Regions from separate parts of the Homo sapiens genome. Here regions 2, 3 and 4 are each linked to region 1. Evidence: chromatin contacts called from ENCODE Hi-C or POLR2A ChIA-PET data. All regions are on one chromosome and are shown on one strand. Each heading gives the region's core, a stretch centred on a gene start or an enhancer-like site at or near the end of the contact. The rest is flanking DNA. Distances are from core to core; before and after follow the strand shown.

The links. A loop is a pair of places that touch in the nucleus more often than their neighbours do. ChIA-PET counts read pairs that join two places held with the same protein, here RNA polymerase II (POLR2A). Pooled maps may share reads with other maps.
Region 2: a loop to region 1 is called in a map of heart left ventricle, with 3 times the contacts of the local background. The contact joins two enhancer-like sites. A Hi-C loop is called at or near these places in 8 of 168 maps with a recorded cell type or tissue (HepG2, Right ventricle myocardium inferior, cardiac septum and 3 more) and 5 of 50 pooled maps. POLR2A ChIA-PET finds 5 or more read pairs at or near these places in 6 of 52 experiments (AG04450, BJ, PC-9 and 3 more).
Region 3: a map of ovary shows a loop between it and region 1 (2.0-fold over the local background). The contact joins two enhancer-like sites. A Hi-C loop is called at or near these places in 4 of 168 maps with a recorded cell type or tissue (K562, heart left ventricle and ovary) and 1 of 50 pooled maps. POLR2A ChIA-PET finds 5 or more read pairs at or near these places in 6 of 52 experiments (A673, H1, HepG2 and 3 more).
Region 4: a loop to region 1 is called in a map of heart right ventricle, with 2.2 times the contacts of the local background. The contact joins two enhancer-like sites. A Hi-C loop is called at or near these places in 5 of 168 maps with a recorded cell type or tissue (Right ventricle myocardium inferior, cardiac septum, heart right ventricle and 1 more) and 4 of 50 pooled maps. POLR2A ChIA-PET finds 5 or more read pairs at or near these places in 7 of 52 experiments (AG04450, BJ, CD8-positive, alpha-beta T cell and 4 more).

Annotation. Positions count from the first base shown.
Region 1 is chr9:125,471,823-125,474,866 of GRCh38, reverse strand. The region is part of intron 9 of MAPKAP1 (MAPK associated protein 1); the gene reads left to right. Among named protein-coding and RNA genes, the nearest start is that of GAPVD1, 210 kb to the right of the region's middle. Within about 2 kb of position 1,647, at least 8 of the 41 ENCODE cell types and tissues checked have a DNase peak (open chromatin) inside an H3K27ac peak, as active enhancers do; they include heart right ventricle and ovary, where a contact is called at or near this core.
Region 2 is chr9:125,524,481-125,527,524 of GRCh38, reverse strand. All of the region lies in intron 7 of MAPKAP1 (MAPK associated protein 1), which reads left to right. Among named protein-coding and RNA genes, the nearest start is that of MAPKAP1, 180 kb to the left of the region's middle. Within about 2 kb of position 1,509, at least 7 of the 41 ENCODE cell types and tissues checked have a DNase peak (open chromatin) inside an H3K27ac peak, as active enhancers do; they include heart right ventricle, where a contact is called at or near this core.
Region 3 is chr9:125,424,001-125,427,044 of GRCh38, reverse strand. LOC112268055 (a long non-coding RNA gene) reads right to left here. Exons shown (of 3, transcript XR_002956935.2): 2 at 816-2,171. It also overlaps the pseudogene RNU5B-5P. Among named protein-coding and RNA genes, the nearest start is that of GAPVD1, 160 kb to the right of the region's middle. RefSeq lists an enhancer at 2,706-3,044. Within about 2 kb of position 1,569, at least 3 of the 41 ENCODE cell types and tissues checked have a DNase peak (open chromatin) inside an H3K27ac peak, as active enhancers do; they include ovary, where a contact is called at or near this core.
Region 4 is chr9:125,504,854-125,507,897 of GRCh38, reverse strand. MAPKAP1 (MAPK associated protein 1) reads left to right here. Exons shown (of 12, transcript NM_001006617.3): 8 at 1,481-1,588. Among named protein-coding and RNA genes, the nearest start is that of MAPKAP1, 200 kb to the left of the region's middle. RefSeq lists a silencer at 1,354-1,648 and an enhancer at 3,024-3,044. Within about 2 kb of position 1,642, at least 5 of the 41 ENCODE cell types and tissues checked have a DNase peak (open chromatin) inside an H3K27ac peak, as active enhancers do.

The DNA.
Region 1 (3,044 bases), core at 398-2,897:
TGTAAAAAGCTGCTCCAGGATTTAACAGCAGTGGGACTTTTGTAGCCTTAGATTCAAAGCTGTAGGAAATTGATGAATGAACCACAGCTTATGATATCTGAGCAAATGATAACAGGAAATACACTAAGACATGAATTGTTAAATGCCTTAATTTTTGCCAAAGTGGTGTTTTAGCTTTTTTAAGGGGGTATTTTAAGAGTACCATAGGGGAGGTTGTACCTCCCAAGAGTCAAGCAGTCTCCTCTGGGACAATAGGAAACAGCTGGCAAGTCAGAACTCACCAGGCAGCTAGACCTGGACTTGAACCCAAGCTCTCCAGTTTACTAATTTGATTCACCATAGGCTAGTACATTTTACAGAGGAGAATGATCAGGCTCACCAAGGGAGCAGTGACTTTGCCCAGGATAACACCAGTGGGGATGTGCCAGCATAATCAGGGCCTCCAAATTTGTGGCCTGGAGACCCAGTAGGATGAGGATTCCCTAGCACAAAAGTTTCCACATTCCAGATCTGAGAACATTCTTCCTGATTTGAATTGAACTCTTGGAGGTTGTGAGGAGGAGATATGCCCAGTGACACTTGGTGGTGGGAGGTTACTGGGGGGATTTGTGGGGATGAAGGCATTGTCTCCCAAACTGGATCCTGGTGCTCCCAAGACTGGGATGTAGAGAAGGTCCCAGGGAGAATTCTTCTCGCCCTCCAATTCCAGAGCCAGGCAGGTCCTTTATTCACCTCCTTCTCGTGGCTCCCTGAGCTCCCCAGACTCGACCCTCATCACTGAGTCTATGTCACATCCTTAACCCAGTGCCTGACTTCTGATAATAATCATTAGAAGGAGTAATATTCATCGCTAGCTATGTATCAGGCACAATTCCAAGCCCTTGTCATGCCTTATTTCACCTAATCCTCACAACAAGCACTTGAGGTATCTATTATTATGTGTATTATTATCATCTCCGTTTTATAGAAGTTTTTCCCAAGTCACGTAGTTAGGAAGTAGGAAGGCTGACATTTGAACAGAGGACTTTCTGACTCCAGATTTCCTACCCCTAAGCCCCCTCTTTAAATGTAAGATAGGCTAATAGTGCCTTCCTGATTAGAGGTGTTCTAAGCTCTCAATAAGCCTCTGTACACAAAAGGACCTAGTGTGGGGGCTACCCAGAGTGGGCGCTCAGTCTGTGTTAGAAGAAGATGCTACGCGGTGCTAATTTCCTTTTATGGAAATCTTGGTTAGCTAAAGCAGACAAGGGTCTCCTTGTGATAACTCTAAAGGCTTGCACAAATAGTTTCCCCAGAGAGCTGTATACACATTAGAGTTGCGTTTTTGTTTATTTTGAGCTGTCTTGTTAAGGAAGGATTTATATGCTGGCGTTGATGTAGGACAGCAATCAGGCAATGTTTTCTGCCTTTGACAGTTGGTGTGATAGTTTGCTTCCAGTGAAGTTTGACTCACTGTATCTGGAAGCTGTCAGAAGTGGGAGCATGAAAAGGTCATGACGGATGGCTGTGGATAAGTGGTTAGGGGAGGGAGCTGGTAAGGGAGACAAACTGCCTCCCTTGTTTCCAAGAGAAGGGGCTGACCCTGGCTGCTCCCGGCCAGCCCCCGTGCTCTTTTCTTCCCCACCTGCCTGAGCTGGAAAGAAGCCTGCCGGGCTCCAGTTTTGAGAGGGGCACCAGGTTGGGTGTAGTGTAGCTCATGAGCCCTTCCCAGCAGCGCAACCCCTGGCATACCACTAGAACTGCTAGAAGTTCTGTTAAAGAAATTCTGCTAAAAAAAAAAAAAAAAAAGTTCTGCTGAAGAACTGCTAGAAGGAAGCATTCTTTCACTGAGGATCACTTCACCATTATCAAGACTTCAGCATACTTATCCTTCCCCACATTTTAACAGTCGAGAAAGGATACTGAATTCTGAAGTGGAAATCAAAAAGTGTCAGCTTTCAAAGTGATGTTTGTTTTTATTTTTCGTGAAATGTTTATCTTGGAAAAAATACAGAAAAGGAAAGGATATAATTCTACTAACCAGAGTTGGCCACTGGCACCAGTTTTTGGAGCACGTCCTTTTGACATCTTTTTTTATAAATGGTTTTCCTGTCCTTTTCACTTACTATTGTGTTATAAGGATTTTTCTAGTCAAAACTTTTCGTGGTTATCTTGTATTTCATCATTGTTGGATCAACTATTCCTCTATTACTGGCCACTTAAGTTGGAGAAATGTCAATGTAACAAAAGCCAGTTTCTCTTATTTCCTTGGAAATACATTTATAATTTGAATTACTTAAAACAGTGCATACGTGACACTGTAAGGAGTGCCTCTGCCATTCCTTAAATGACTTTACGCAAAAACTTTAGCCGAGGAAATCAAAACTATGCTCGGTGGTCAGAAAGAATATTGATCGGATTTCATGCTCCAATTTGCCATGTATGAACAAAAAATAGATGTGTGCATTTATTGGCATTTGTGAACATTTATTTGTTCCTTGGTGAAAATTGAGAGAGGAGATGGAGGACTGCTTGGGCAGAGCTCCTTATTATTAATACATCTTCTGACACGGCTGAGGCTGTGCAGAGCAGCAGAAAGAACAGGGACTTGAGACCCAGGCAGCTCTGGGTTTGAACAGTGGCTGTTCCACTTAGATGCTCCCTGACCTAGGCAAGCACCTTCCCCTCTCCTGGGATATGTTATATGAAACATTTAGCACAGTTCTTGCAGAATAGTGTAGTGGCTGAGGGGACACATTCTGGAACCAGACTTCCTGAGTTCAAATTGCAGCTTTGCCACTTCTGAGCTGGGTGATCTTAGGCAAGTTACTTGACCTCACTGTGTTTCTGTTTCCTCGTCAGTAGAATAGGATGAACATACTAGCCAACTTCATGAGGTTATTAAGAGATCTGAGTCCATGCACACAGTGGATTTCTAACCATGCTGGCACATTGTTGATGGCAGTTAATGTTAGCTGTTATGTTAATACTGGAGGTGCTCAGTGAATGGTGTCTATAACTGGCGTCATGCCTGTTGGGCCTAAGGAGAAAATTGTACTGAATGA
Region 2 (3,044 bases), core at 260-2,759, 53 kb before region 1:
ATGTTAATAAAAAGTAGGACGGTGAGTGCCAGAAATCACACACACAAAAAAACTTAAACAAATTGCCTATAAGGAGGGACTCAAGAATGGGACAGGGAATTACTCTTTTTCATCATAGGACTTAACAGCATTATTTACTCTTAAAACTATATGTATGAGGCCCGGGCGCGGTGGCTCACGCCTGTAATCCCAGCACTTTGGGAGGCCAAGGTGGGTGGATCAGGAGGTCAGGAGTTCAAGACCAGCCTGGCCAAGATGGTGAAACTCCATCTCTACTAAAAATACAAAAAATTAGCTGGGCATGGTGGCACACGCCTGTAGTCCCAGCTACTCCAGAGGCTGAGGCAGAGAATTGCTTAAACCTGGGGGCGGGCAGAGCTTGCAGTGAGCCAAGATCGCGCCACTGTACTCCAGCCTGGGTGACAGAGTGAGACTACATCCCCCAAAAAAAACAAACAAAAAAAACACTACATGTATGAATCCCAGCATTTTGGGAGGCTGAGGCAGGCAGATCACGAGGTCAGGAGATCGAGACTATCCTGGCTAACACAGTGAAACCCTACCTCTATTAAAAATACAAAAAATTAGCTGGGCGTGGTGGCACACGCCTGTAGTCCCAGCTACTCGGGAGGCTAAGGCAGAAATCACTTGAACCCTGGAGGCAAAGGTTGCAGTGAGCTGAGATTGCACCACTGCACTCCAGCTTGGGTGACAGAGCAAGACTCTCAAAAAAAAAAAGAAAAAAGAAAAAAGAAAACTATATATATGCTACTTTGATTAAAGTTAATTTTTAAATTTTGTTAAAAGAAAACATCTTACTTTCAACTTCTGGAGTGTAGAAGGATCTTTCTTTCCTTACTTATGTGGACTTTGTCTATTTGAAAACGCCCTTTCTCCTAAAAGCAAACCATTCATTTCAACATGTTGGATGTCAGATTTCTCTGAGAACATCATTATTAAATAGTTGTTTCTTATAAACGTTTTCAAACTTTTTAAGACCAAAATGTTATATGAGTATAGTCAGTGTATTGTGATTCTGCCAACACTTTGTCTCTGTGACCCATATTTTCCGTAGGTTAAAGCATAAGCTATTAGCTGGATACTCTGTCCCATTGGAAGGATGACTAATATCTCAAATATAAATGAAAACAGCTGCTTTTCCATAACATTAGAGTCCCAAACAGCTGTCACATGTACATTTTGACATTCTTACTTCTTTCTAAATTGGGACAAAAATTAGTTTACTGGATTTGCTGATCTGGTTAAGTACATCATCTAACTTCTGTGGAGAGGTACAGAAGAGGTCATAGGAAAGTCCATGGAGCCAGCATGCAGACATCCCCAAAGGCTTGAACTTACTTAAAATGTAAACCCTGTGATGAGACCCTTCTGTGCCAAGAACATAAGGTCTGTAAGGGCCTGGCAGTGGCTGCTGCACCACTGCCACCTTTGCCAGCAAGCCTGAATCTCGGCAGCCAGCCATTGTTCTCTGTTCCACTGAAGAGATTGTGGAGTACCACCCCATTGTCTCCTGAACGCCTACGTCAGTGCATTCTCCTCTTCTGAGAGCCTTGGAGGATTTATTTCAGGAGGTGGCTGTTGCGGATCAGAAGATCATGCTTCCTCTATTGGCTTAAAACTGGTCATTCTCTGTCTTTGAGTTCCTTGCTTTAGTCTCCTCTTCAATAAAATAAGGTCCCAACCAGATCATAGTCTTCTGGTTGATAGCCTTAACTGTGGAGCTTAGTTAAGACCTGGGTTCTAGAAGACCTACCTGGTTCCACCCCTGCTCCTGTTACTTTTCCTTTTTTTTTTTTTGTTTGTTTTTGTTTTTGTTTTTTTGTTTTGTTTGAGATGGAGTTTTGCTCTTGTTGCCCAGGCTGGAGTGCAATGGCGCAATCTCAGCTCACCACAACCTCCGCCTCCCAGGTTCAAGTGATTCTCCTGCCTCAGCCTCCCAAGTAGCTGGGATTACAGGCATGCGCCACCGCACCCGGCTAATTTTGTATTTTTAGTAGAGAAGGAATTTCTTCATGTTGGTCAGGCTGGTCTTGAACCCCCGACCTCAGGTGATCTGCCCACCTCAGCCTCCCAAAGTGCTGTGATTACAGGCGTGAGCCACCGCGCCCGGCCTCCTGTTACTTTTTCTAGCTCTCTGATAAGTTTCTTAACCTGTTTGAACTTCGTTTTCCTCATTTATGAATGAAAATAATAATAATGTCTTCTTCATAGCATTATTGTGAGAATTAAGCAGCGATCCTTGCAAAGCACCAAGGACCCAGTAAGTCTTTGCTGTTATTATCTTATCACTCAGTAAATGTTAGTCCTGTCCCCTCCTTTCAGTTTCAGTCATGAAACCTAGTCAGACTCACAATTTTGTGATCTAATGCTCTTTTTGTATGAATATGACTGCTTTGAGTTATAGTTCAAAAGAGACTCTAGCTGCTAAGGAACCCAGCTCAAATTGAGTCCATGTATTAGGTACAGCCCAGAATGTGTGCATCTGTCTGCGCAGCTGCTCATTTGGGCTTTTCCAGGGGTCCGAGGCCCCTTGTCAGAGCAGCAGAGCATCAGCAAGAACATAGGAGTGCACGTGTAGGAATGACCTAGCCTTCCTCTGGAGCACCCTGCATCTGGAGCAGGATATGCAGAAGGGTTAAAAGCTGGAGAAACTTTAGTCATAAATTTTCTTTTCAGCAGGACTTCCCAGGGAACATCTGACATTAGCAGAGAGGAAATGCTGATTGGCCTGGGAGTCAGCTGAAGGAGACAGGAACTGCAGTGGAAGCTGCTGGATTTACTGTTATTAGCAAGGCAAATGGAAAGCCAGCAGGGCAGCCCAGCTCCCAGATAATAGATCTAACAAGAAAGAAAACTCTGAGAAAGGAAAATGGCTGACAGCCACGTCTCCTCTTCTGCCATTTTTCCCATTGCTTTTACCTTTTTGTTTTGTTTGTAGCACAAAGAGAAGCAACATGTTCGGTTGTAAGTCACAATTGGCTTAAAATAAAACAGGATATATAATTCAGCTTCTTACCTGTTTA
Region 3 (3,044 bases), core at 320-2,819, 48 kb after region 1:
GGACACCAAGAGCGCCGTTCTAGAGCTGTACAGGTCGGTGTTGAACTCCCAGCTCTGCCTCCTCCCCTATCTGTGTGACACCAGGCCAGTCACTTCACCCTCTGAGCCTCAGTTTCCTCATCTGTCAAATGCGCTAGTAATCCCTCCTCTACAGGGTTGTGAGAAATAAATGAGGTAGTCGATAGGAGAGAGATTTCTGAGGAGAGCCGGTTTTGTGGCTGTGCACGTGCGGAGGGGGACAGGGAAACCTAGGAAAAAGCCACCCAGAAGATGACGCCCTCAGCTGAGGATGAGGCATTAGGACCCAGCACAGTGGCCGGCATGTGCAAGTGTGCAGGTGCTCAATGAGCTTTTCTTTTCGCTTTTTTTTTTTTTTTTTTTGAGACAGGGTCTCCCTGTCTTGCCCAGGCTGGAGTGCAATGGCGTGATCTTGGCTCACTGCAACCTCCATCTCCCAGGTTCAAGCAATTCTTGTGCCTCATACTCCCGAATAGCTGGGATTACAGGCACATGCCACCACACCCAGCCTTAAAAAACATTTGTGGGACAAATGACTGCCTTCTGCTGGTGCAACTGAGAAGCCCAGAACACAGACAGAGCCACAGAGGACAGGACTGGACCAAGGGTGCCCTTGGGCAGACAATAGGAAGGCAGGGGATGCAGCTGGAGCCGTGAGCACGAGGCCAGGCGTGGCCTAGACCCATTCTCCAGCTTCAGGAGCTCTGCCTGGGCACACGAGCCTGGGTACATGTCGGCCACCACGAACCCCGTCAGTCAAGGTGGCTGCACTTCGGTCAGAACGAGCATCTGGGTACCTGTTAGCCACCAGGAACGCCCCTCAGTTAAGACGGCTGCACTTCAGTCAGAACGGGCACCGCTTCTGCCAAGATGGCTGCCTCCAGTCAAGATGGCTGCCAAGTTGGCCCCATAGAACAGGGCCCACTGGGCAGTGAAAGCCCTGCTGCAACTGGCTTCAAAACAGAACAAACGAACTGTTAAATGGTGTCAAGACTGTAAATGGGAGGACTCAAAACCCAAGGCAGCCCAAATTCTCCAAAGAATAAGAGAAAACCAGTCAGCCCAGCCCTGTGCCTCTGAGAATGCTGGGTAATTTCATTTTCCTCTGTCTTTTTGTTTTCCTTCAGCAGAACCACCAAGAAGCAGCCACAAAAATCAGTTAAGACTTCCAGAGTGCTTCCTTCTCCAGAAATCTTTTATAAAAGGTGAAAGATTTACAAGACCTGAAGAGCAAACCAAGCAGGATAATTGTTTTTGGAATGACCCCAATATTTTCACCCCGGCGACCCCGGCTGGGCGTCTTGCCCCATATTTATGATTCCTGGTCCTCTGTGCGCCGCTGGGCGACCTTTCTGAGCCCCCTCTGCAAGCCCCCAGTCCCTTATCGGGCCTGTAACTCACCCTGACGTTATCTCTCGGGAGGGTTTTATGCACTTTAATTTAACTCCCTCATCATTATTTCCCGGACTTCAAGGTTTTCTCTTTGGAGCTGCCCTTCCTGGGACAAGCATAATCTGTTTGCCATCAGGCCCAATAAATATGTTTGTGCGGGAGATGGGAACCGTTTGGGGAGAGCAGCTCAGGCCTGGGAAGCAGCCTCAGGCTCTCACCCCCTTCTCGGCTTCCAGGCTGGTCTCTGTCCTTGAACCTCTGTCGGATGGGAGTCACAGCCTTAGATGCCAGGCCACGTGGCCAGATCTAGCAAATGCAAATCCAGGACGCCCAGTTAAATTTGAATTTCAGATAAACAATGGATTGTTTTAGTATAATAAGTATGTCCCATGCAGTGTATGCGAAAAAATTATTCATTGTTTATCTGAAATTCAAATTTAATTGGGTGTCTCGTATTTTCAGTGGTATCAGCTCCTAGGGGGCTGCTGCACTCACGACTCCAAATGCACGTTCATATATTGGGGGTGTATTTGTTCCCGAGGGCTGCTGTAACAAAGTTCTACAGATTTGGTGGGGGCGGGGGGGGGGCGGGTAAACAAAATAAACTGATGTTCTCACAATTCTGGAGGCTAGAAGTCCGAGGTGGAGGTGCCAGCAGGGGCGGCTTCTCCCGAGGCCTCTCTGCCTGGCATGCGGATGGCCGGCTTTTCCCTCTGTCCTCATGTCTCCCCTCTGGGTATCTGCGTCCTAATTTCTTCCTCCTATAAGGACACCAGTCAGATTGGATTAGGGCCCACCCTAATGATGTCACTTTCATTTAATTACCCCTTTAAAGGCCCTGTCTTTGCCGGGCATGGTGGCTCACCCCTGTAATCCCAGAAATTTGGGAGGTCAAGGTGGGAGGATCGCTTGAGCCCATGAGTTCAAGACCAGCCTGGGCAATATAGGGAGACCCCGTCTCTACGAAAAATTAAAAAAAAAAATTAGCTGGATGTAATGGCACATGCCTGTAGCCCCAGCCACCTGGGAGGCTGAGGTGGGAGGATCACCTGAGCCCAGGGAAGTTGAGGCTGCATGAGCCGTGATGGCGCCACTGCACTCCAGCCCAGGCGACAGAGCGAGATCCTGTCTCAAAAAATATAATTAAATAAATGAATAAGGGCCCAGTCTCTCATTACAGTCACATGCTAAGGCAGTGGGGGTTAGGACTTCAACAGATGAATTTGTGGGGGAGATAGAATCCCGCCCATCACAGGGGGTATGTAACCATCACCCACCAGAAGGGGTCTGGGCAACCTGTGAGGACAAGGGCTTTGCCTGTCTGGCCACCACTGGGTCACCAGTGCCGGCCCCAGGGCTTGGCTCAGAGCAGGCACACAATGAATCATCTGCAGTAGGGCCCCCTGTCAGATGCCACCCATGCTGTCCCCTGACCTTCCCACGGTGTGTAGCAATCCCGAGGGGGCCCTTGACCGCTCTGTGAGGCGGGTATGCGGAGGAGGAATGGAGCACAGAGAGGCACAGGAGCAACCCTGGGTCACACAGCAAATCAGGGCCGACCCTTACAAGCAGGTCTCAGGCTCCAGAACCAGGACGGATTCCCCTCTATCCACCCCTGCCAACCACCCCTAACC
Region 4 (3,044 bases), core at 393-2,892, 33 kb before region 1:
CTGGCCTTATTTAACACTTTTGAAATTAGAATTTTAAAAAAAAATGAATTTACTACCAATAATTTTAAAACACAATACCTTTTTGATATAAATATAGTGTATTAGAGTTTAAAAGAACTGTGTAGGCTTCTGAGCATATGCTTAAATAGTTGTATATGTTTTAAGCATTTGTTTACTTACAAAGGTTTAAAAGCTTTATTTAAGTAGTGTAAAAAGGACTGAATGTATGTAAGAATTCAGAATAGGCAGAAGTGCTAATGAAATACCAGTTAGAGAAAAGATCAAATATACCCTGAAACTGAAATGAATCTCTACAGTGCTACAGCTGAACATAGAACATGGGAAGGAGAATGACTGGAAATGAGTGAAATGCCTCATGCTGATGATAGAGAAGCACTAGATGTGATTAATCCACAAGTTGACAGCAGCTGAAGAACATATCTAAAAATACGTGTTCCGCCTGGGAGCCCTGCACGGCCTCTGATGCTTCCCTCAGCTCTCTCACCTCTCCTTCTGTCTGACCAAACACGCCTTTCAGAGTCAAAATAATAAGACAGTTTCTTATGCCTCTAATCCTTTCAATAACCATTAACAGATCACAGGAGCAGTCTTTTGAATCTGATCATTGGACCCGTTATGTGTTATCTGAGAAGAACAAGATTGTCATTTGGGTTGACAAAGAAATACATGAATAAATGTATAAAATGCTGCAGTGTTTTATTAAGGTCTGCCAGAAGAACCCTCTATGTGATGCAGGGTAGCTAGTATTCCTGGCTTCCAGTACTACTGAACCTGTGTCTCGTGTTTTCATAAATGTTTCAACAAAAATGTGAATCGGTAGCCACTGTCTTTTCATCATCGTAACTCAGAAATCTGAGATTTTTTTAATTTAAAAACTTTTTCCACATATGAATGCCAGGTCATCTGAGCTTTATTTATTTAAGCTTACCTGTTTACAATTTGTTTTGAATTTTTTGGACTGTTATTATATTAGAGTTCTACACATATCTTATTCCTGATTGTAATTTATTGTTACATAATTATTAATAAATACCTTTGCCTCCTGTGAGGCAGGTACATTTCTAATAAGCATTTTTCCTACATCACCTCTGATCCTTACAACAATCTTTCAAGGTATAACTATTCCTACATTACATATTAGGAAACGGAGGTTCAGAGAGGGTAGGTGACCTGCTCATATCTGAGAAGTGGCGTAGTCACTCTGACTCAAAGGCCATTTACCTCTTACTTGGTTTCGGGGAGAACTGAGTGGCAACAGACTTGATAATAGAACAGTGAAGAATGTGAAGCCTTATGCAAAAGAAACCCCAAACTTCCATCCTGGATAGCTAGACCCTCAAGACAGACTTTAACACTTTACTAAGGCTTTATCAGCTTTTCACCAGTATGTGGTGTTTTTTAAATGTTAAATTCGCTGTTTCAGACTTCCTCCCCTCCTCCTGCCCCTTTGATCTTCCAGGCCCTCAGTACCGCCTGGAGAAGCAGAGCGAGCCCAATGTCGCCGTTGACCTGGACAGCACTTTGGAGAGCCAGAGCGCATGGGAGTTCTGCCTGGTCCGCGAGAACAGTACGTTGGCCGCCTCGCTCCATGCCCGCTTTGTCCGTTGCAAACTTGCTTAGAAGTCATGTGTTTGGAAACGCTCACTGGTCTGGTTTCCCTAGGCAGATTTGAAGTGACTGTTTTCCAAGGCAGACTGCAGTCTTCGTGCCAAAGTATATCCCAAAGTGAAATGATTGATTTTGTGCTTTTTGGTAGAGAGGCTGCATCCTGTTTAGCACTCTGTGATTAATATTTTCCTGTTAAACTGTCTTCCTAAGTTGGGAGCATCCCTGGAAACAGCTTAGAAGCATGAGGCCTTTTCTGAAGTAAAGGCTATTTTGTATATAAAGCAGCTGGCCCTGTCAGTATCACTATTCAGACATCAGGTTTTAGAAAATTTTAACCATTTGCATATTCTAGCAGGAGGCAGTGTAGTGATTCCTTATGCTATGTTGAGAACTTCAAAACTTGTTAACTTTGTTCATTCTCTCTTCAGAGTTTCCAAATTGTGCATTTTGCCATCCTCTCCTCCATACTCCCACTGACACAAGGGCAAGTGATGTGTGAAACTGCGCTTGCGGCAGCAGACTGTCTGTAGTCATTCCTGCTTCGAGGCTTTTACACAGGCTATTTCTTCCACCTGGAATGCTCCTTCCCCCATTCTGGTTAATAACTCTTTCTCATTCTTTGTCTCAGTTTAAATGTCCTGTCTTCAGAAAGGCCACCAGGATCTTCCTGTCCCCCATTGCTTAAACCTGATCCACCTCTCGTTTGAGTCCCTCGTTATATTCTGCCATACCGCATACTACTTTTTCTCCGTCGCGTGTGTTTCTATCTATTCATTTATTTATTATTTTTTAGAGATGGAGTCTTGCTGCATTGGCCAGGCTGGTCTCAAACTCTTTTTTTTTTGAGACGGAGTCTCGCTCTGTCACCCAGGCTGGAGTGCAGTGGTGCAATCTCAGCTCACTGCAACCTCCACCTCCCAGGTTCAAGCGATTCTCCTGCCTCAGCCTCCCGAGTAGCTGGGACTATAGGCACATGCTGCCATGTCCGGCTAATTTTTTGTATTTTTAGTAGAGACTGGGTTTCACCGTTTCTATGGTCTCTATCTCCTGACGTGGTGATCCGCCCGCCTCAGCCTCCCAAAGTGCTGGGATTACAGGCGTGAGCCACCGCGCCCGGCGGTTCAAACTCTTGGTCTCAAGCAATCCTTCTACCTTGGCTTCCCAAAATGTTGGGATTATAGATGTGAGCCACTGCAGCCAGCCTGTATTTAGAATTACATACTTTTCTCAGTGATTGTTTAATATCTCTCTTCCCTGCTAGATTATCAGGTCTGTGAGGATGACCCTGGCCCATACCAAGTTGCCCTTCATATAGATCTGCTGTAGACTATGTGCTACAGGATCTCAGTAAATATAGATTGAATGAGTGAATGAATGGTAGATCTTTACTCATGCCACTGACCCTCTAAACAAGA